Linked DNA regions of Homo sapiens: regions 1 and 3 are each linked to region 2. A link is a loop called in an ENCODE intact Hi-C map of the cell type or tissue named here. Cell type or tissue: ovary. All regions are shown on one strand.

Evidence for each region. Peaks named below come from ENCODE experiments on the same cell type or tissue, not always from the same donor. Only the 100,000 strongest peaks of a DNase experiment are listed, where the experiment ranks them.
Region 1: it touches region 2 in a loop (4-fold over the local background); 41 of 110 quality-filtered maps call a loop at or near these places.
Region 3: it touches region 2 in a loop (4-fold over the local background); 15 of 110 quality-filtered maps call a loop at or near these places.

What each region holds. Positions count from the first base shown.
Region 1 is chr5:933,839-941,838 of GRCh38, reverse strand. No RefSeq gene overlaps it. Among named protein-coding and RNA genes, the nearest start is that of TRIP13, 45 kb to the right of the region's middle. In ovary, no CTCF peak of the experiment used is centred here; DNase peaks (open chromatin) are centred at 3,508 and 5,378.
Region 2 is chr5:1,640,997-1,648,996 of GRCh38, reverse strand. No RefSeq gene overlaps it. Among named protein-coding and RNA genes, the nearest start is that of MIR4277, 64 kb to the left of the region's middle. RefSeq lists a silencer at 3,982-4,031 and enhancers at 4,980-5,642, 5,683-6,234, 6,235-6,787. In ovary, CTCF peaks have their summits at 3,898 (motif pointing right) and 7,234 (motif pointing right); DNase peaks (open chromatin) are centred at 3,916 and 7,256.
Region 3 is chr5:1,180,867-1,188,866 of GRCh38, reverse strand. LOC124900189 reads left to right here and starts at 6,020. Exons shown (of 8, transcript XM_047417960.1): 1 at 6,020-6,224. RefSeq lists enhancers at 563-1,255, 1,256-1,949. In ovary, no CTCF peak of the experiment used is centred here; no DNase peak of the experiment used is centred here.

The DNA.
Region 1 (8,000 bases), 710 kb after region 2:
GAAACTGGGAGAACTGGCTAGTCATATGCAGAAAATTGAAACTGGATCCCTTCCTTACACCTTATACAAAAATTAACTCGAGATGGATTAAAGACTTACATGTAAAACCCAAAATTATAAAAAGCCTAGAAGAAAATCTAGGCAATACCATTAAGGACATAGGCACGGACAAAGACTTTATGATGAAATTGTCAAAAGCAATTGCAACAGAAGCAAAAATTGACAAATGGGATCTAATTAAACTAAAGAGCTCTGCACAGCAAACGAAACTATCTTCAGAGCAAACAGACAATCTACAGAATGGGAGAAAATTTTTGCAATCTATCCATCTGACAAAGGTCTAATATCCAGAATCTACAAGGAACTTAAGCAAATTTACAAGAAACAAACAACCCCATTAAAAAGTGGGCAAAGGATACGAATAGACACTTCTCAAAAAGAGACATACATGTGGCCAAGAAACATATGAAAAGAAGCTCAACATCACTAATCATTAGAGAAGTGAAAATCAAAGCCACAATGAGATACCATCTCACAGCAGAGTGGTGATTATTAAAAGGTCAAGAAACAGATGCCGGTGAGGCTGTGGAGAGATAGGAATGCTTTTACACTGTTGGTGGGAATGTAAATTAGTTCAACCATTTGGAAGATGATGTGGCTATTCCTCAAAGATTTAGAACTGGAAATACCATTTGACCCAGCAATCCCATTTCTGGGTATATACCCAAAGGAATATAAATCGTTCTATTATAAAGATACATGCACTTGTATATTCATTGCAGCACTATTCACAATAGCAAAGACATGGAATCAACCCAAATGCCCATCAATGATAGACTGGATAAAGAAAATGTGGTACATATACACCATGGAATACTATGCAGCCATAAAAAGGAATGAGATCACGTCCTTTGCAGGGACATGGATGGAGTTGGAAGCCATCATCCTCAACAAACTAACACAGGAACAGAAATCCAAACACCACATGTTCTCACTTATAAATGGGAGCTGAACAATGAGAACACATGGACACAGGGAGGGCAACAACATTTACTGGGGCCTGTCTGGGGAGGGTGGGTGGGGAGAGCACTGGGGAAAAGAGCTAACGCATACTGGTCTTAATACCTAGGTGATGGGTTGAAAGGTTCAGCAAACCACCATGGCACACGTTTGCCTCTGTAACAAACCTGCCCATCCTGCACATGTAGCCCAGAACTTTTAAAAAAAAAAGAGAGAGAGAAAAAAAAACCCACACATAGTCAATGTCATTAAACATTAGCTGTACAGCCGGGCACAGTGGCTCATGCTTGTAATACCAGCACTTTGGAAAGCTGAGGCAGGCGGATCACGAGGTCAGGAGTTCAAGACCAGCCTGGCCAACATGGTGAAACCCCGTCTCTACTAAAAATACAAAAATTAGCTGGGCGTGGTGACAGGCATCTGTAATCCCAGCTACTCTGGGAGGCTGAGGCAGGAGAATTGCTTGAACCCAGGAGGCGGAGGTTGCAGTGAGCTGAGACCATGCCACTGCACTCCAGCCTGGGCAACAGAGTACGACTCCATCTCAAAAACAAACAAACAACATTAGCTGTACAAAACAATAGAAATTAAACATATTATTGGAAATTAAAGAAAAGAAAATAGAACTAAAATACTGGACATTAACAGCATATAACTCAAGATGAATTGATTGGAAATAAACAAGGGAGGGAATTAAAATATACTTTTTTAAAACCTCAGAATGCTCAAGTTATATATATATTATAATGAATGTTAGAGTAGGATTTTAGAAGCAGCTCAGTAGTCTTCTCATGTTAAATGTATGCATATTCTATGACCCAACAACTCCGTTCTTTAGGTATATCCCGGTAAAAACCTTTATTCACCAAAAAACTGTGTAAAAACATTCATAGGATGACTCCTAATTGCCCCATACTTAAATAGTCCAAATGTCCATCAACGGCAGAATGGATGAATAGCCACATATTCACACCACAGCAGCTTTGAGAATGAACGGAACCCACTTACATGCAAAACCATGGCTGGATCTTACAAAGGAGCAAAGGAAGGTTTTTGCACGACCCTGTTTACAGACAGCCCCAAGCAGGCCACACCCATGGACAGCGTCAGAAGTCAGAGGGGCGCTACCCTCATTGTGGGGTGGAACAGGACCATGGAGTGGGCTGGGCCCTCCAAACTATGTGTGCTGACTCCCTAACCCAAAATGTGACTGTCTTCAGAGACAGGGCTTTTGGGAGGTAACTGTCAAATGAGGTCATAGAGTGGCCTTAACCCTATAAAACTGGTGGTCTTATAAGAAGAGGAAGAACTCTCTGCCTCTCCACGCCCTCCGCGTGCCGCTGAGGAAAGACCTGTGAGGCAGGAAGAGGGTCCTCACCAGAACCCAACCCTAGCAGACATAGATCTGGGACTTCCAGCCTCCAGAAGCAGGAGAAAATAATTTCTGCTGTCTAGAAGTCCCCCAGGTGTATTTTGTTATGGCAGCCCATGCTGACTGAGACAGATGGTGACCGGTAGGAAGACTGGGGCAGGGGCTTGTAGGGGGCCAGTCATGTTCTATTTTGGGTCTGGTTACTACAAGTGTGGTTAACTTCGTGAAAATTAAACAAGTTGTAAACTTGGGAGATGTACACTTTTTTTGCTATGTATATTATACTTCAAAAAAGTTTACTTTTTATTTTAGAAAAACATAAACAATCCCTGAAATATGGTAAAGAGACAAATTTCATATCTCTATATTGCTCCCATGGACCAAATTCAGAACAATTTGGGCAACAGAAAAAAAATGAAGATAATGGAGTATAAAATATTGAATTTCTAAAAATCTATGCATTCCTAGAGATCCAAGAGGGGAGAGGTAGAGGAGAGAGAGGAAAAGTGTGAAAATGAATTGCAAAAATAACCATTTGAAATGCTTTCTGAAATCGTAAAATACATTCAAAATAACTCCTGGATCAAAGTGACCATAGTGGAAATGAGAAGTTTCTGGAATTGAATGATAGACTCCCCCACTCTTGGGCATGTGGGAGGCAGCAGGAATGGCTCTGAGAGAAATGTGTTAAACACTCACCTGGAAAAGAAGAGAGCTTAGTGAGCAAAGCATCTAAGTTAAGAACTCAAAACAGGAGATTGAGCCCAGGAGACGCAGCAGGGGTAGACCACGGCAGAGGCGACCTGGCCTCCCTTCTCCCTGCCTGGTCCTCTTCAGTCTTGCTCCAGCTTTGGTCTGGCATTCGGTCTTCTCACAAGAACGTGGAGCTCTGGCCACCCACCTCCATCCTCTGTCCCTGCCTTCCCCCTGAGCCTTCCTCTCCTGACGAGAGGCCCGGTCCAGAGGAGGTGGTATGAGTGCCACACCAGGGGTGGGTGGGCTGCCACCAGCCTCAGCCCTGACCCCAAAGCCAGGGCCACTGGGCTGAGGTCTGTCCTGGAGGTTGTGGGTCCTGAGTCCTGGGCCTGGAGTCAGGGATACGTTCCCAGCCCAGCCCGGAACATGGGCCCACCTCTCTGCTTGCTCAGCAGTGACCCTGCTGGGCCAGACACCTCCACGGACAGGCAGTGGTCCCGGCATGCCGAGAACATGGACATGGGACAAAAAGGAACCTTTTTTTTTTTTTTGAGACGGAGTCTTGCTCTGTCACCCAGGTGGAGTGCAGTGGCACCCTGTCAGCTCATTGCAAACTCTGCCTCCCGGTGTTAAGCAATTCTCCTGCCTTAGCCTCCTGAGTAGCTGGAATTACAGGTGTGCGCCACCAGGACCAGCTAATTTTTGTATTTTTAGTAGAGACAGGGTTTCTCCACATTGGCCAGCTGTGCTCGAACTCCTGACCTCAGGTGATCCACCCACTTCTGCTTCCCAAAGTGCTGGGATTACAGGCGTGAGCCACTGCGCCCAGCCACAAAAGGGAAACTTTAAGCGAAACAAAACACAAGCATCCACAGCTGATCCTGCTTTGGGTCACCAGAGTGAGAATCTTCAAGTGTGCTCCACACCTGGGAGCTGCAACCTGCAACTGTTGGTCAAGGAGCCTCTCCTTGGGTCGCGGTGCAGCCCTGGGATGCCAGCCCCTGCTCCCCAGGGGTGTCAGGTGGTGGACACTCAGTGCCCAGGTGCAGTCCTGCCACCGCCCGCCATGCTTATAGTGTGTGCTCAGGGGTCCCCTTGGCCCAGACGGCCTCTGACTTTACTTCTGACATCCAAGCCCTGGTCCTTGCCCCAGTTTGGGAGGATCTCAGCCCCGCTGACTTGATGGCTTTCAGCTGCCTGAACTCTTACCCTAAAACTCTGCCTTAAAGCTCAGGGTGGCTTTACTGAAGCAACACACTCCCTCTTGAGGAAGGAGCCAGTCTGTCCCCTTTGTTTTGCCAGAGGCTCTATGTCACCTAGCATGGTGTCTGGGATCATGGCGACCAAGACACTGAATCCTCCAGCCTGCTCCGGGCGGATCAAGGCACAGGCCCACTGGCCCCAGCAACCTACACGGCCTCTGTTTCCCCTTCAGCACGATGGGAGAGATTGCAAAGCTTCCCAAGAGCTCAGGTCCAAGCCTCTCCAGGAAGTCCGCCACTGAATGTTTTTCCTAGAACAAGTTCCCACCACACTCCTCTTTTATCACCCCTCCCCGGTATCTTGTTTTTCCCATCACAATCCCCAAGCTGGGGAAGAAACTTTTCTTCCTGAAAGGCAGCCTGAAGTAGAAGCGTGGCCTGCTGAACTCTGCAGAGCCCGGATGTGTTTCAGTATACGACAGAGGTGCACCTCTCCATGGGTGCACCAAGGAGAGGACCACAGACATGCCACAGGAGGTGGAGGCTATGGGGATAGGGGCCCAGAAAGAGAGCACTGAGGAGGCCTCAGACATGAGGGGGCTGCAGATGCACCAAGAAGAGGACATGGCGTGGGGGGCACAGGCACACATGTCATGGGAAGCCACCAACACACCACATGGGGCCACATTCTGGAGCCACCACAGAAGGGGGTCTCTAGGGGGCCACAGAACCACCTGTGGGGTCCCAGATTCCACCTTCCTCTCACCAGAGAATTCTGTTTCACTTCATTTACAGGGTGGGCTTCTAGGTAAGACTTCTTCTAAAGGAAGTTTCTGTGGATTTCATGAAAACAACTGGCATGAAGGTGAAAAGCAAAGCTCTCTATCCAAAGACGTCATGATTCCCAACCCAGCCTCTCCCTGTGACGGCACCAGCTTGAGTGGGCAGCCAGGATGCCGACTGGCTCTCTCCGTGCTGGGGTGGGGTCAGGGCTATAGCCCACGGAGGAAGCCAGAGGGAGAACTTTAAAGCGGGGCAAAGTCCCAGTTCCCCAGTCCCATGGGAATGAACCCCAGTCGGGAGAAACAAGAAGAAACTTTCCTAGATGGCTTCTCATGAAGGTGCAGAGCAGGACCCAGCAGCGGCCGGAGACAGGCAGATCCAGCGTCAGGGCACAGGCCTCGTGACAACAGACCATGGGCAGGAGAACACACAGGAACGAGGGTGAAGTGGAACATTCCAGAAACACCACCGCTTGCCACCGTGGGGGACAGTGTGGGACTGCCAGCACCAAGCATCTGTGAGGAAGGGTCCAGGCTGCCTCTGGGCTTAGAGGCTTCCAACTTCCTGAGGACCCGATGACTAAAGTGTTGAGCCATGTAATAGGTATCAACTCCACTTCCTCACGCAGGCGAGAGAGGGTCTGCTTGTAGTCACACACGCAGCGTAAGACCAAGCCTTTGACTGTGTCGAATGGACAGCTTGTCATCTGCCTGCTGGAAGTTTAAGTTGCAGCAATTCACTCATTCCTCAGGCTGTGCAAACACTGAGCTGCTCATCTCGCCACAAGGGAAGATTAGTGATATGGTTTGGATTTGTGTCACCCCTAAATCTCATGTCAAGTTGGAGGAGGGGCCTGGTGGGAGGTGATTGAATCCAAGGGGCCAACTTCCCTTGCTGTTCTCATCATAGTGAGATCTCACGAGATCTGACGGTTTAAGTGTGTGCAGCACTTCCCCCTTCGCTCTCTCTCTCCTGCTCCACCACAAGATGTACCTTGCTTCCCCTTCTGCCATGATTGTAAGTTTCCTGAGGCTTCCTACCCATGCTTCCTGTTAAGCCTGTGAAACTGAGTGAATTAAACCTCTTTTCTTCATAAATTACCCAGTCTCAGGTAGTTCTTTATAGCAGTGTGAGAATGGATGAATACAGAAAATTGGTACCAGGAAAGTGGGGCATTACTACAAAGATACCTGAAAATGTGGAAACAACTTTGGAATTGGGTCATGGGAAGAGGTTGAAACAGTTTGGAGGACTCAGAAGAAATAGGATGATGTGGGAAAGTTTGGAACTTCCTAGACTTGTTGAATGGTTTCAACCAAAATGCCGATAGTGATATTGACAATGAAGTCCAGGCTGAGGTGGTCTCAGATGAAGATTAGGAACTTATTGGGAACTGGAGTAAAGGTGACTCTTGCTATGCTTTAGCAAAGAGACTGGTGGCATTTTGCCCCTGCCCTAGAGACCTGTGGAACTTCAACTTGAGAGAGATGATTTAGAGTATCTGGTGGAAAATATACCTAAGCAGCAAAGTGTTCAACATGTAACCATGTGACCTGGCCGTTTCTTTGTTTTATTATTTTTATTTATTTATTTATTTTTGGAGACAGATTCTTGCTGTCACCCAGGCTGGAGTGCAGTGGAGCGATCTCAGCTCACTGCAACCTCCACTTTCTGGGTTCAGGCAATTTTCCTGCCTTAGCCTCCAGAGTAGCTGGGACTACAGGCACACATCGCCACACCCAGCTAATTTTTTTTTTTTTTGTATTTTTAGTAGAGACAGGGTTTCACGTGTTGTCCAGGCTGGTTTTGAACTCCTGAGCTCAGGCAATCCACCTGCCATGGCCTCCCAAAGTGCTAGGATTACAGGCATGAGCCACTGCACCCGGCCAACCTGGCTGTTTCTAAAAGTGTATGCTCATATGCGTGAACAAAGAGATTATATAAAGCTGGAATTTATATTTAAAAGGGAAGCAGAGCATAAAAATTTGGAAAATCTGCAGCGCAGCCATGTGGTAGAAAAGAAAACCCATTTTCTGGGGAGAAATTCAAGCTTGCTGCAGAAATTTGCTTGTAAAGATGAGCCAAATAGCCAAGACAATGAGGGAAATGTATCCAGGGCATGTCAGAGACCTTCATGGAAGCCCCTTCCACACAGGCCCAGAGGCCTAGGAGGGAAAAATGGTTTCATGGGCCAGGCCCAGGGCCCAGCTGTTCTGTACAGCATCAGAATATGGCATTCTGCATCTTAGTTGCTTCAGCTCCAGCTGTGGCTAAAAGGGGCCAAGGTACAACTTGGGCCATGGCTTCAGAGGGTGCAAGGCCCAAGCATTGGTGACTTCCACATGGTGTGGGGCCTGCAGGTGCACAGAAGTCAAGAGCTGAGGTTTGGGAACCTCTGCCTAGATTTCAGAAGATATATGGAAATGCCTAGATGTCCAGGCAGAAGTCTGCCTGCAGAGTCCTCATGGAGAACCTCTACTAGGGCAGTGCAGAGGAGAAATGTGGGGTTGGAGCCCCCACACAGAGTCCTCACTGCAGCACTGCCTAGTGGAGCTGTCAGAGGAGGGCCACTGTCTTGCAGATCTCAGAATGGTAGATCCACTGACAGCTTGCACCATGCACCTGGAAAAGTCACAGGCACTCAACACCAGCCCATGAAAGTTGCCATGGTGGCTGTACCCTGCAGAGCCACAGAGGCAGAGCTGCCCAAGGCCATGGGAGCCCACTCCTTGTGTCAGTGTGGCCTGGATGTGGGACACAGAGTCAAAGGAGATCACTTTGGAGCTTTATGGTTTAATGCCTGCCCTGCTGAGTTTTGGACTCGCATGGGGCCTGTAGCCCCTTTCTTTTGCCCAATTTCTTCCATTTGGAATGGAAGCATTTACCCAATGCCTATACCCCCATTATATCTTGGAAGTAACTATTTT
Region 2 (8,000 bases):
ATGTGCATTTCCCCAATGATTCATGATGTTGAGCATTTTTTCGCTTGCTTTTTGGGGCCAATATCCAGAATACACAAGGAAATCAAACAACAGAAAAAAATAGATAAATAAATAATCCCATAGAAAGTAGACAAAAGATCATTTCTCAACAGAAGACATATAAGTGGCCAAAAGGTTTATGGAAAATTCTAAGCTTTTAATCTTTGTGTTCCTTTCTTGTTTCAAGCAGTGTTTCTCTTTTTCTTTCCTTTTTTTTTGAGATGGAGTCTCACTCTGTTGCCCAGGCTGGAGTGCAGTGGTGTAATCCTGGCTCACTGCAACCTTTGCCTCCTGGGTTCAAGCGATACTCCTGCCTCAGCCTCCCAAGTAGCTGGGATTACAGGCATGCACCACAACGCCCAGCTAATTTTTGTATTTTTAGTAGAGACAGGGTTCCACCATGTTGACCAGCCTGGTCTTGAACTCCTGACCTCAGGTAGTCCTCCCACCTTGGCCTCCCAAAGTGCTGGGATTACAGGCATGAGCCACTGCACCCAGCCCAAGCAGTGTTTTTCAAAGCCACGTCTCAGGACCACCTCAAGAATGCAGACATGAGGGTGGGATCAGCAGTTCTGGGGGGGGTGGGGGAGCTGAGCGCCCCACCAAAGAAACGCTCACCTGTTTTGCAGAGCAAAGGATTCCACAGGGGGAAAAACAAAAAGCAAAAACAAGAACTTCCTGATCACCTTTTATTTTTGAGACAGTCTCAGTCTGTCACCCAGGCTGGAGTGCAGTGGTGCAATCCCAGTTCACTGCAACCTCTGCCTGCTGGGTTCAAGTGATTCTCATGCCTCAGCCTCCCAAGTAGCTGGGATTACAGGTGCAGGCCACCACGCCCAGCTAATTTTTTTTTTTTTTTTTTTTTTGTATTTTTGGTAGAGACAGGGTTCGCCATGTCGGCCAGGCTGGTCTCAAACTCCTGATCTCAAGTGATCTGCTCGCCTCGGATTCCCACAGTGCTGAGATTACAGGCATGAGCCACCACGCCCGGTGGCTGATCACCCAAGTTCTATCTGCTCCTCCTGGAGCCTGCCAGAGCCTTCCCACCTGGAAGCATCCGAGGGACTGAGGCTGGGATTTGGGGGAAAGGAGGCTGTCTGAGGAGGCCACAGCTGGTGAGCTGCCGGGATAGACCCACAGGGCCTGGGGTAACAGGCAGGGGTTTGGACACTGTCTTTCGAGTGACAGGGAGATGCTGGTGGGCACCAAGCAGGGTGGTGGTGCCATTACCTTGGAAAGTGGAAGGCTGCTTCTGCCTCAGAGAGCCATGGGCTGGAGAGAGGCGCCCGTGGGCTAGAAACCTCACACGATTAAAACGCCTATGACAGAAGGTTGGAGGGTGGCTTTTGCTTGTAAACATGATTTTTATTATCATTATTATTACTATACTTTAAGTTCTAGGGTACATGTGCACAACGTGCAGGTTTGTTACATAGGTATACATGTGCCATGTTGGTGTGCTGCACCCATTAACTCGTCATTTACATTAGGTATATCTCCTAATGCTATCCCTCCCCTCTCCCCCCACCCCACAACAGGCCCTGGTGTGTGATGCTCCCCTTCCTGTGTCCAAGTGTTCTCATTGTTCAATTCCCACCTGTGAGTGAGAACATGCAGTGTTTGGGTTTTTGTCCTTGCGATAGTTTGCTGAGAATGATGGTTTCCAGCTTCATCCATGTCCCTACAAAGGACATAAACTCATCATTTTTTATGGCTGCATAGTATTCCATGGTGTATATGTGCCACATTTTCTTAATCCAGTCTATCATTGATGGACATTTGGATTGGTTCCAAGTCTTTGCTATTGTGAGTAGTGCTGCAATACACATACGTGTGCATGTGTCTTTATAGCAGCATGATTTATAGTCCTTTGGGTATATACCCAGTCATGGGATGGTGGGGTCAAATGGTATTTCCAGTTCTAGATCCCTGAGGAATCGCCACACTGACTTCCACAATGGTTGAACTAGTTTACAGTCCCACCAACAGTGTCAAAGTGTTCCTATTTCTCCACATCCTCTCCAGCACCTGTTGTTTCCTGACTTTTTAATGATCGCCATTCTAACTGGTGTGAGATGGTATCTCATTGTGGTTTTGATTTGCATTTCTCTGATGGCCAGTGATGAAGAGCATTTTTTCACGTGTCTGTTGGCTGCATAAATGTCTTCTTTTGAGAAATGTCTGTTCATATCCTTTGCCCACTTTTTGATGGGGTTGTTTTTGTCTTGTAAATTTGTTTGAGTCCTTTGTAGATTCTGGATATTAGTCCTTTGTCAGATGAGATTGCAAAAATTTTCTCCCATTCTGTAGGTTGCCTGTTCACTCTGATGGTAGTTTCTTTTGCTGTGCAGAAGCTCTTTAGTTTAATTAGATCCCATTTGTCAATTTTGGCTTTTGCTGCCATTGCTTTTGGTGTTTTAGACATGAAGTCCTTACCCATGCCTATGTCCTGAATGGTATTGCCTAGGTTTTCTTCTAGGGTTTTTATGGTTTTAGGTCTAACATTTAAGTCTTTAATCCATCTTGAATTAATTTTTGTATAAGGTGTAAGAAGGGATCCAGTTTCAGCTTTCTACATATGGCTAGCCAGTTTTCCCAGCACCATTTGTTAAATAGGGAATCCTTTCCCCATTGCTTGTTTTTGTCAGGTTTGTCAAAGATCAGATGGTTGTAGATGTGTGGTATTATTTCTGAGGCCTCTATTCTGTTCCATTGGTCTATATTTCTGTTTTGGTACCAGTACCATGCTGTTTTGGTTACTGTAGCCTTGTAGTATAGTTTGAAGTCAGGTAGTGTGATGCCTCCAGCTTTGTTCTTTTGGCTTAGGATTGTCTTGGCAATGTGCGCTCTTTTTAGGTTGCATATGAACTTTAAAGTAGTTTTTTCCAATTCTGTGAAGAAAGTCATTGGTAGCTTGATAGGGATGGCATTGAATCTATAAATTACCTTGGGCAGTATGGTCATTTTCACGATATTGATTCTTCCTACCCATGAGCATGGAATGTTCTTCCATTTCTTTGTATCCTCTTTTATTTCGTTGAGCAGTGGTTTGTAGTTCTCCTCGAAGAGGTCCTTCACATCCCTTGTAAGTTGGATTCCTAGGCATTTTATTCTCTTTGAAGCAATTGTGAATGGGAGTTCACTCATGGTTTGGCTCTCTGTTTGTCTGTTATTGGTGTATAAGAATGCTTGTGATTTTTGCACATTGATTTTGTATCCTGAGACTTTGCTGAAGTTGTTTATCAGCTTAAGGAGATTTTGGGCTGAGACGATGGGGTTTTCTAGGTATACAATTCTTACAAACCCACTTTCAACTGAATTTGAGAGCGGGGAAGCTGGGAAGGAAAGCCCAGGTGTAGACGGCCTGGGTCCGCTAGCCCCGGTGCTGGCTGGATCCGGAGGCCTGGTGGGTGTGCGAAGAATTTCTGTCTCGGTCTTTCCCGCCAGGATCACTGAGGCTGAGCATGACCGTGCTGGGCGCGGCTTCCTGCTGGCGAGTTGGATGTCTGCCCCTTCGCCAGCTTTCCACAGGGCCGCTCACGACTCTGGTCTCCACCGCCCTCCAAGGGGTCCTCCCTTCTGTCCCTGCACTGGCGACGACAGCGGTCCGTCCGGCCCCGACAGAGCTCTGAGGCCTCCTGCAAGCCCCGCCACTGCCCAGGATGGAGGAAGGCTTCGGGGAAGCCTTCCCAGGCGGGATTCCGCCGGACCCGGGGGACCATCCACAAGAGAGTGTGGGCAGCACGCAGGACGTCCTGAGAAGACGCTTGCTCAGCTGGAGTGTTTAAAAACAAACCGAATAGCGTCAGCTCCTGGGGACTGCAGGAAGGGAACAGGCTCAGGGCCAGCAGCGCGTAAGCTGCGGCTCCGAACTGGGGACGCGGAGACCACACGGTGGCGCTGTGGGCCGTGTTTCCCGACACTGCAGCGCGTTAGTTCGTTCCCGCGGTTCTCACCCTTAGCCCCCAGCAAACTCTGCAGCAGAGGAAAATCAGATCCACCTGCCTGCGGGGTGCGGGGGAGCTCGCTTTCAGCAAACTCTGCAGCAGAGGAAAATCAGATCCACCTGCCTGCGGGGTGCGGGGGAGCTCGGTTTCAGCAAACTCTGCAGGAGAGGAAAATCAGATCCACCTGCCTGCGGGGTGCGGGGGAGCTCGGTTTCAGCAAACTCTGCAGCAGAGGAAAATCAGATCCACCTGCCTGCGGGGTGCGGGGGAGCTCGGTTTCAGCAAACTCTGCAGCAGAGGAAAATCAGATCCACCTGCCTGCGGGGTGCGGGGGAGCTCGGTTTCAGCAAACTCTGCAGCAGAGGAAAATCAGATCCACCTGCCTGCGGGGTGCGGGGGAGCTCGCTTTCAGCAAACTCTGCAGCAGAGGAAAATCAGATCCACCTGCCTGCGGGGTGCGGGGGAGCTCGCTTTCAGCAAACTCTGCAGCAGAGGAAAATCAGATCCACCTGCCTGCGGGGTGCGGTGGAGCTCTGTTTTATGCCTTGAAATGCATTTGCGGCATCCCGTTGTAAAACTGCCCGTGAACGCAGCGTCAGGCGCTCGTTTAAACAGGAAGGTAGGTGCTCTAAGACATCACTGAGAGAATTAAAAGTAACTACATAGCAGGAACAGCACGATCTCGTTTGAAGATTTTATTTAGAAACACCAAAAAAGGTAAAACGGGTAGTGTTCTCTAGATGGAGGAATAGGAATTCGTTTATTTTCTTATTTTTGCATATATATGTGTAACTTTAACACCAGTACTCTGAAAATCACTGAATATCAGAACATCTTCTTAATATCTGAGTACCCAGGGCGGGTCCGAGGACGTCCCCAGGGAAACTGTCCCTTGTCGGGGTGAGTGGCCCAAAGGGGCCCCTTTGGGATGGGGGAATGGGGACCCTCCCTCCCCAGGGTTTCCCATCCAAGGAATTTCACTGGAGGCCGGAAGGCTTCAGAACAGTTTTTCCTCCACTCTTGGATGATTTTCTTGGACTGCCCCAGACCATACAGCCCCTGTCACTGAGCAGTGTTTTGATGCTGACAGCCAGCTCCAGTTTCTGAGCTACCAGCTTCAGCCTTGCTCCCGGGCACTTGTGAAAAAACCCTACCTGGGCCCCGCGAATCCACATTCTCATGCTCATTCTGATCCCCGGTGACTCAGGGCCACATGGGAGTCTGGGAAGAAACAGCTCTGCCGGGGCAGGAGCATCTGCAGCCATGATGCCCCCAGCCAAAGCACAGAGGGTTGTGCCCTCTCAATGGGAGTGTCAGGGGCAGGGACTGCATCCCCACCTGTCACCTGTCCACCTGCAGCATCTGAAAGAGGTGTAGTTGTTAGTATATTGGCATTACTAGAATCTCATTGCAAAACATTTCTATCACCCTGAAAAGGAGCCCTGGATTCACTCCCAGCTCCCTCTCTCCGCAGCCTCCGGCTGCCCCCAGTCTGCTTTCTGCCTCCATAGAGCAGCTTATTCCCAGCATTTCATATGAACACCATCACAGGACACGTGGTTGCTTTCATGTCTGGCTCCTTTCATCTAATAATTTTTTTTTTTTTGAGGTGGAGTCTTGCTCTGTTGCCTAGGCTGGAGTGCAGTGGCGCAATCTCGGCTCACTGCAACCTCCGCCTCCCAGGTTCACGCCATTCTCCTGCCTCAGTCTCCTGAGTAGCTGGGACTACAGGCACCTGCCACCATGCCCGGCTAATTTTTTTGTATTTTTAGTAGAGACGGGGTTTCACCGTGTTAGCCAGGATGAGTCTCAATCTCCTGACCTCGTGATCTGCCCATCTCAGGCCCCCAAGGTGCTGGGATTACAGGCGTGAGCCACTGTGCCCGGCCTCACCTAATAATTTTTCTAATAATTTATTCAAATAGGCATCAAGCTCCACACAGGCACAAGGGCCAAGAGGTGCCCCCAAGGGCTCGTGTGTGGGGCGAGGAGGCAGGTGGTCCTACAGAGGGGGTGGTCCTGCAGTGCAGGTGAGTGCCGCACATGCTGGTGGCATCACCAAGGCCGGGACTGCGCTGCAGTAACACCCACCTCCCACTGGCTCAAAGCAAAGGGTCTGTGTGTCACTCATGTCGCTGCTGAACCCGGGCTGGGTGGCCCTCCCACAGCCCCCAGGGCTATGGTCTCTGGGTCACAGAGTGTCGCTGCTGAACCCGGGCTGGGTGGCCCTCCCACAGCCCCCAGGGCTACGGTCTCTGGGTCACAGAGCAGGCATAGGAGCTGCCTCAGCCCAGCCTGACCCCCAGCCCTTGTGCCCACAGTTTGCTGGGCAGAGCTGATGGCGGCCCCACCCTGCCTGTGGAGGAGTCCTGGAGGTGTGGGAGCAGCAGCAGGCCAGGCTGGCCCAGGCCCCTCCCTTTTACTAAAAGAAAAGCATCTCATGTGGGAGGTAGAAAGGGCAGAGCTGGGGAGGGTCTCATTGCTGGTTTCAAACTCTTTTTGCCAAATACTTTTTGTCCACACCTAACCCTCCACAGGAGAGTGGCCAAGATGCCCGGCTGCTCATAAAAGAGGCCCCAGAGCACCCCTCCCCCGTCCGCCATGTGAGGACGCAGTGACACAACTAGGGAAGCCGGTCCTCGTCCTCACCACACACGGAATCTGCCGGTACCTTGATCTGAGACTCCCCAGCCTTCAAAGCTCTGAGAAATGCATTGTTGTTTCTAAGTCCCCCAGTCTATGGCATTTTGTTATGGCAGCCAGAACTAAGCCAGGCTTCCACATGTGCATTCTGGGAGGACGCAGTTCAGTCCCTCACACTTGCTCTTCTCTGTTTTCCTCCTTATGTTCCTATCCTTCATTCTGAGAATTTTCTTCTGACCTACTTTCCAGTTATTCATTATTTTTCAATGACATCTAAACTATTTTTAAACCCACTTATTGAGTTCTGAAACGTTGCTTGTATTTTTTCCAGGCAATCATTTTTGTATTGCATTTACAAATAGGCACAGAGATAGAGACTGCAATGAGAAAACAGAGAATGCAATGAGAAAAGTTGGAGTTCTAGAAAGAAAGTGGAGGGAGAATAGGAAAAATACAATCAGAAAAAAAAAATACAAATCTTTCCTTTTCGTGTAATTTTTATTTCTCCACTGAAGTTCTTGACCTTGTCTTTTTCTTCTCATGGACAATGTCTCCAGCGCTTTCTGCAGCCATCTGAGGGCGCTGTGTCTGCATTCTCGTGTAGACGTTTTCATTTGCAGTGTCTCCAGTCCTTTCTGCAGCCGGCCTCTGAGGGCGCTGTGTCTGCGTTCTTATGTAGATGTTTTCATTCGCTGGGTTTCTCACCACTTACACTCGCGCTGCCATCTCTCCATGTGTGCCTGGCTCTTTCTTTCTTTGCCTGACATTCTATTTGCAATGTTTTGGAAGGAGAATCTGAGGCCAGAATGATGGCTCCTCCAGAGAGGGTGAGCCCGAGTGCCAGCAGCTTGGAGGGGCAGGGCGGCGGCTCTGGTGTCCTGCGGTTTGCGTGGGCTCTCTCTGCACTTACAGTCACAAAAAGACAGTATCTCAGGCAGGAATTCTCGCAGGGTGCATGCTTCTCTTTTGACAGTTTAATGTCACGCATGGGTTCCTTTGTAAACATCAGATCAATAGCAGAGTTCCAAATTAAAACATTAGGATAAGAAGCCCATGTTGATTCATCCGTCCCTGGAATGGCCTAGAAGACGGGGCACCTGGTGTTCGGGGATGCGTCTGTCTCAGGCCGGTCTCCATGGGTCAGGTAGCCTAGGGTGGGAGGAGGAGGGCGGCGGGCAGCCTAGCGTGGGAGGAGGAGGGCGGCGGGCAGCCCCACAGCCGGGATCCAGGAGAAAGGAAGGGCCACTCACTTTCTCTTCTTCACAAAGTCCTGGGAACGCAGGGAGGGGAGACGGGGTCTCGCTCTAAAAGGCAGCTTTGTAGCCAAACTGCTCCCTCCAGGCAGGAAGAGAATCCCCGCTCAGAAGAAAG
Region 3 (8,000 bases), 460 kb after region 2:
CCGGCTAATTTTTGTATTGTTAGTAGAGACAGGGTTTCACCATGTTGGCCAGGCTGGTCTCGAAATCCTAACTTCAGGTGATCCACCCGCCTTGGTCTCCCAAAGGGCTGGGATTACAGGCACAAGCCACCGCACCTGGCCCACGGTTTGATTGTTAAATATTAAACCAATTTTACCATCCTGGAATAATCCCAATCTGTCCATCATGCATAATTTTTACAACACTGGCTTCAGTTCACCACAAATAGACTTAGAGTTTTATAATCTATGTTCCTTGCCCATATGACTTAATCCACATTTCCAACGGTGTCCTTGGGGTGGATTGCTGTGATGGGAATTATAAGGCCACAGGCTGCCCTTATCTTCCAGGTAGACACGTACATCACAAAATTCTCCATAAAAAGCTGAGTTATGCTTCCGCCAGCAGGAATTACGGATCTTCTACTCACTGAACTTTCACTCACAGTAGGTAATATTATTTATTTAAAACCTTCACTAATTTCATAAGCTTAACAACATACAGCTGAAATATACCAAAGAGCTTCCGGAATCCTTTGTAAAGGGGATTTGACCCTTAATCAATTTCGTGTTTTTGCCTCTCGGATTTTATTGAAATGGGGCAGGCTTTCAGCTTTAGATGTTTCCCACATAAGATGCCCCATCTTTCAAATCATCTGGAAGAGACGACATTTTAGCCGGCACAAGAGAGGCTACGCTGCAGGAACAAACATCCCCCAACTGTCCATGACAATGTTCTATGGGCCAGGGATCCTCCAGGCAGCTGCACCTCCAGAGCACCTGCAGAGTCCACAGCTGCTGAAGCTGGCGGGGGAGAGCTGGGGACCCAGTATGGGCCACCCCTGCCCACAGTCTGCCGGCCAAAGCCATTCCAACATCCAAGCACCTGCTCCTTCAAGGGGACAAGGAGGCACAGCACCCTCAAGGCTTGAGGAGGAGAGCCTGAAAGCATGGTCAGAGGTACCCACGTGGCCAGGATGGACGGCCAGGGGCCAGGCACACCGAGGACCGGCCGCAGCCGCCCCAGCCCCACACAGGCCCAGCACTGCATTTGGACATGCTTTCTGGCTTCTTTCTCTCCTGGGGGACGGCCGCCTCCTCCCAGCCACTGTGCCACCCCCAGCCCCCACCCAGCCTGCTGGCAGAGGCCTCAGCTCCCAGCCAGGACCTCTCAGTGCTGAGCAACAGAGGCCTCCGGCTGTGCCTTCAGCCCAGTGTGGTGGGTGGACCCTCAGGTCTGCAGAGGACTTCTCAGGCACAGCAGACTGGTAATGACCTGGCTGCTCAGCCGGGCCCTCACTGAAGGGCAGCATTTGGAAGCCACCAGGCCAGCAGGGGTCCCAGCGTGCCCTGGCCTTGGCTTTTCGGGGCCCTGGGGCATCTCACAGGGACCAAGCCCTCAGGAGACACACACGTGGGAATCATCGCTCAGGTCCTCGCTCCCCTGCAGGGAGGAAGAATGACCTCCCATTGGGTAGGGTGGTGGGGAGGGGGCCCACCTCGGAGGCACCGCCCTTTCATAGCCTCTGAGCCTTTTCAGGAGATGGAAGCAGCAGGAAGCCAGGCTTGGTCCTCCTGTGCCACCCCCACCATCTGCTCACAGCCAGCCAAGGCGGGGCTGCCGTCCCCAGCACAGGGTCAAGCGCCCCAACAAGGACTGGACCTGCTGCGTCCTGGACTCCACAGCCCTCCCACCCATCCCTGCCTGAGAATTATCAGTGGAGGCTCATCCCCAAGGCCCACGTCACCCCAGCGGGGCCACAGGGCTCCTGCATCTGCCCTGGAGGAGCTGCCAGCTGGAGCATGGCGGTCAAACCTGAGGTGTGGCTGGAGCTATCACAGCGAAGTACAGGTCTCTCCTGAGGAGGCCCAAGGCCCTGATTCCATCCCTTCTGGAAACTTCCAGGTGCAGCAAGATGAGTGTGAGGCCGGGCTGGGCCCAGGAGAGAAAAGCAGGAGGGGGTGGGGGTGCCCACATCCTGGGGCAGCCACCAGGACAGGGCAGAGACATCCTGAAAGCATGGACGCCCCCCATGCCCAGCCAGAGAAAGGTGCCAGGGATGCTGATGGCTCATTGGTGGTGCCTCTCACATCCCTCAGCACCCGGCATTGGGCAGCAGCCAAGAGGGCAGCCATGGGGGGCCTCGTGATCACGGATCAGTAACCTTTGTTCTGAACGGGGTGGTTTGTTTTCATGGAGGAGCCGAGTTTGTAAGGCCCAAGTTATTGAGCAGCAGCTTCCTAAGTCACGAGACCCTGAGGCCTCCCACCTCCCCAAGGCCTGGAGCTAAATCCGCAGGGTCAGCTCCACCTCCGACATTCCTCCTGGTCACCTTCACCCCTGCCCTTGTCTCTACCTTTGCTTTCCAGGGAAGGGGAAGCAGAGTGTCCACCCACCAGGGCAGGAGGCCGGGGGGCAGGGGAGACAGACAGCAAGACACAGAGGCAGAGAGACAGGGAGACAGACAGAGAGGCAGAGAGAAACAGAGACAGAGAGACAGGGACACAGAGAGGCAGAGAGAAACAGAGACAGAGAGGCAGAGAGAGATAGAGACAGAGAAGGAGGGAAGAGGAGAAGAGAAAGGACAGAAGGGGAGAGAGGGGGCCAGTCCCCATGGTCCTGTCCCTGGCACCCACGGCACTCATGGGTGCTCCATGCTGGGGCCACTGCATTCCCAGGAGGGGCCGTGCCCCAGATGCTCTGGTCCCTGGGTGGGAATTCCCAGGACACCTGTGCGTGTGGCGCTCTGGGCACCTGCCAGCCAGGGGACGCTGGCCTTGCACTGGCACTGTGCCTCTCCTATGGGCATCACATTCCTGGCTGTGTTTACTGCTAGGTTATCAGGAGAGCCAGTGCTTACCCAAACGTGGATCTTTGCGGAAATAACCCAGAGATAAGCTGGGACAGGCTGCAGTTTGACTTTCCTCTGTGTCAAGATAACAGCTGAGATCAGCGGGTGGCAGCGGAAGCACAGAGAGGGGCTGTGACCTCCTCTCCACAGAGTGTGTCAGATGGGGCCCTGGCTGCCCTGAGTGGACGACATCCAGGGAGGCTGCCCGGCCAGAAGCCCTGGGCCTGGAAGCAGCCAGCTTGAAGCTTGTGGCCTGGAGGCCTGGGGGCCAGAGTCCTGCACGGAAGCCCTGGTCCCATCCATGGAACCCTTCTGCTCTATGGTGCACAGCTGGGAAAAGTGAAGGGACACCCCTAGTTATTGTAGTTATTGTCAGAGAAATAACCATAGTGTAAATGTGTGTTTTTGTAACTTTTGTGATTATAAAATACAGTTTTGTAACATATTTGGAAAATGCAGAACAAACACGGAGAGGAGAAGTGTCCTCATTTCACCATCCATGGGGGCGAGAAACAGCCAATTCAGCATTTTCCATCCTGACGCATGTGTGCATATGTACACGCATATCACACATATGTGCCAGTTCCATTCTGACACTTGTGCAGATGCACACGCATATTACACATATGTGCCAGCTCCATCCTGATGTGTGCAGATGTGTAAAGATGCACAAGCATGTTACACATGTGCCAGCTCCATCACGACACGTGTGCAGATGCACACACATCACACATGTGTAAAGTTCATCATGACACGTGTGCAGGTGCACACACATGTTACACATATGTGCCAGTTCCATCCTGACATGTGTGCAGATGTGTAAAGATGCACAAGCGTGTTACACATGTGCCAGCTCCATCACATGTGTGCAGATGCACACACATATCACACATATGTGCCAACTCCATCCTGACATGTGTGCATATGCACACACGTATCACATGTATGTGCCAATACTCCCTCTGGGAGTTGGGGGAGGAGCTCCTTCCACAGACCCTCCAGGCACTCCAGGTACCGGGTGACAAAGGGTGGGCTGGGTCAGCCCTCATTCTACAGATGAGGAAACTGAGTCCTGGGGACAAAGAGACCACTCAGGGTGGAGGCCAAGGGGCACCAGACCCCAGGTCTCCTTCCCACAACCCAGCCCAGTCCAATGGCCCTGCTCACCTCCCAGCCCCATCCAGGATAAAGCCCTCCCAATGGCCTCTCCCAGAGGAGCCTCCCCAGGCAGGACCAGCCCCATCTTCCAGCTGGGGGCCCAAGCATCCGCTAGGGGCCTGGTCAGTAAATGAACCCAGGTCCTCAGACTAGCAGCTCAGCCACCCCTGGCCTCCATGGCCCAGAAGAAAGGTCCTGGGATGTGGGCACAGTGTCCGTGGGTCCCGGTGAGGGGGAGTGGTCCTCACCTCCGTCCACCTGACCCCAGGGCGTACAGGGGCCTCCACTGCAGGGGAGGCTCGGGTGCCAGTCTCAGCCCCAAGAGGCGCCAAGTTGAGTTTGTGGATGGGACAGAAGGGGCGTCCAAGGCCACAGCCTGACCCGACCCCGCAGCACCTGGGTTATCCCTGAGCTCCTTCTCCAAGCACCTCTAGAATCCTGTAAAATGGTTTCTAACCAATGGTTTGTGATTAACCGTCAACTGGGGAGGTGTCTTCTCAGTGGCCTGTGGTTTTCCAAGAAGCACCTGTGACCCTGTTGAGCACCTGCAAAGAGAACCTGGGCAGAGCGGGGTCCGCCTCTGTGGAACATTCCAGGAGCTCTGCCTGCCTAGCACCTGCACCCGTGCGGGGTACTCAGGCAGCTCTCGTCCCCAGGTGAGTCTGCTCTCTGGGGCCTCCAGGTTTCTGCCCACGGCTAGGATGCCCGTGTCCCACCCATCCAGGCCCCTTCCCCCAGACCCTGGGTGCTCCTCCTGCCCCACCCCAGGGCCGTGTGCACCCAGCCCTTCATCATCTCCACGCCCTGATGTGCAGAACCCTTGGTGGCCCTGGCTGGGCCTGCCCATGGCTCTCCAGCCTTGCCAGCCTATCGGGAGCCTGGGGCTGCGCCCGGGGTGGGGACAGGGGCTCCCCATTTAGCAGCCCAGACTGGAAGCCTTAGGTGGAGGTGGAGCACACACCGCTGGCCAGAGGGGGTCTGCTGCCCTGGAAAGGGTTGGGGGAGAAGTGAGCTCCCCTTACGTCTCCTATTTCCCCCTCATGCCCCTTCTTGCCCCTCCCTCACCCCCTGCAGCAGCCCCTGAGGGGTCTCAGAGCTTGAAAACCAAGCAAGGAGGAGCTTCGCTGTTACCCAAAGGCCGCTGGCCCTGCCCCTTCCTGCCTCTGCCCAGCCCTGACCACGGAGCCACCTGCTCTCCCCCTCTTCCCTGGGGCCGGCCCTGGTGTCCTCCAGGCCTTACTGAGCACAGTGCCGGGTGCTGGGTTCTGGGTGCCGGGTGCCGGGTGCTGGATGCTGCATGTGGTTTACCCCATTCCTGCCCCACCCCCGTCCAGGGCTCCTGGGGATTTTGTCCTCCTGTCCAGGTGAGGGGCATCCCCGGCCCAGCATCTGTGCATCTGGAGTCTGCACCCTGGCCTCAGAGCTGGCCTTGGTATCTTTATGGAGCTGCCCCATGTAATGACAGCGGACTGCCGGGAACAAAGCCTGACTTGTCTACAGAGCCTGTGCTGCTGCTGACAGCAAGGAGCGTTATTAAAAACCCTTTTGTCTCTGCCCCTTCTGCGGGCTCATTGACCTTCACGGGCCAAGCAAGGCACTTTGCAGCTGTATTTTGAAATGGAAGTGCTTCCAAGGAAACATTGTTTGGGGGAACATTTTTAGCAGGTGAACGAAACTCACAGTTCACCAATAGCAATCACGCCGGAGACGTTTCTCACTGTGCCCCACAGCCTCTCTGGGGCGAGCAGGCCTGGCGACAGGACACACGTCTCTGGGAGCCGGGTTTATTGGAGCCAGCGTGGACTCCCTGGGCACCCTCCCCCCAGCAGCTGTCTGCAGGAGCTGCGAGCTGCTAGCTGCGCTATCACAAATGTTAAAATGTAACTCCTCTTTGCTTTTCCTCAACCAACAGCAGCGCAGCCGAGCAAAGGTGAACTGTGTGGTGTTGATAATCTAATCGGGAGCACAGGGCCTCCCCGGGTGGGTGCCCCATTCCGATCCGCTGCCCCTGAGAGGTGGGCCTTGGGAGAGGCAGGGCTTGGACGCCCTTCCTCGGGGCAGCGGGGTGCAGGGAGAGTTCTTCTGGCTGTGAGTCCCGGAGTCCCCGACCCTGGCACCCCTTCAGCAAGGTTCTCAGGCACATCTGCCGGGGGCGCTGAGGGGACCTGAGATGGACGGGCCGGGAGGGAGGCTGAGGTAAGACCTGAGGCTGAGGTAAGACCTCAGCCTGAGGTAAGACACAGTGCTGGGGCCTCCCTTGAAGCCCGTTTGAAGTGAGGTCCCCACAGCTGTCAGAGGACACGCAGGGTGGGGGCTCCTGGGTGGGAAACAGGTAAACCTCTTGGGCGCCTGGGGCTGGAGGCCTGAGTGGTCCTGAAAAGAACATTCAGGCCAGGCGCAGTGGCTCACACCTGTAATCCCAGCACTTTCGGGGGCTGAGGCGGGTGGATCACAAGGTCAAGAGATCGAGACCATCCTGGCCAACATGGTGAAACCCCGTCTCTACTAAAGACACAAAAGCTAGCTGCATGTGGTGGCGCACGCCTGTAGTCCCAGCTCCTCTTAGGGAGGCTGAGGCAGGAGAATCACTTGGACCCAGGAGGCGGAGGTTGCAGTGAGCTGAGATTGCGCCACTGCACTCCAGCCTGGCGACACAGCGAGACTCTGTCTCAAAAATAAATAAATAAATAAATAAAAAGAAAAGAAAAGAACATTTAGTGAAAGGAGCAAGGAAGAGAAGGCATTCTGGGCAGACCCCGGCCCCCAGGGCACAGGCGTGCAGTGTTTCCCTTCCAGGGTTTGGTGGACACTTGGAGGGACCAGGTCGGGGTGTGGCCTGGGAGGGGTGGCCAAGGTCCAGGGGTCAGGGTCACTTCGGGGAAGTCCAAGGGGCAGCGCGGAGCCACCGCTGTGGACATGGGAGGAGCCTACTAGCCAGCATGGCCCAAAGGAAGGAGGGGCTGAGGGTCAGAGGTCATGGGAGAGAAGAGGGAGTGGGGCAGACCCTCTCCCAAGGCCATGGGGTGGGGGAGAAACAGCGCCTTAGGGCCTGTCCTGATCCTCCTCCAGAGCCTGCTCAGAGTGGGAGCAGCCCCTCCTCCCTTCCCCTCCACCACCCAGGCGCAGGTGCGGCCTCTCCCTGGCCCGGGGACCTGCGTGAGGTCAGCCCTCAAAGCGCTGTCCCTTCTGGCTCACCTGGGCCCAGGGTGAGGCCCGACCCCACGGTGGACCCTGAGTCACTGCAGCTTCTGTGCCCAGCTCAGGAACAGAGCAGCCTTCAAGGCCAGGACTGGGGAGGGGCTCGGCTTTTCCGGCCCTTGGACGCCACTCAACTCTTCCTGCCCGTGTGTTGGCAAAGAACTAGCACGGCCTCTGAAGCACTGAAAAGACAAGGGCTACCTCTTTTCCAGAAGGTCCCAGAGCCCACCATGAGCAGGCAGTGTTTGGGAAAAGCCCGGGGAGGTGGCAGGGGCTCCGAGGAGCGGGGGATTCTAAGGGGTTATAGCTGCGCTGAGCCCCGGGCTCCTCAGAAGCCTCAGAAGGAGAAGGGGGCTCCTTTGGGGGCATCCTCCCTGCATCCGGGGTGTTGCAGGGTGACCTCCCGTAGTGCCAGCAGGGGCGGCCCCTCGGTCTGGCCAGAGAAGCCCAGCCACTGTCCCGTATGGTGGATGTCAGGCCCAGTGCCGTGTTTCCGAAGGAGGGAAGGGGTGAGAGGCAGCAGCCAGACACCCCGCTGAGCCCGCCCCGACCCTGAGCACGTGGGAGCTGGAGACGGTGTCACACACTCGGCCTGGCTTTGGGACCATCCCTAGGGCTTCTGTGGGGAGGAGGAAGGAGGAGCAGACGTGGAAGGGCTGCCAGGGCCCCAGCAGATGGGGTCGGGGGCGGAGGAGAGCCAGGAAAGTGTGGGCGCCTGGGGGAGTCACAGATGGAGGTCTGGTACCTAGAGCCTGGAGAACGACGGCTCTCGGG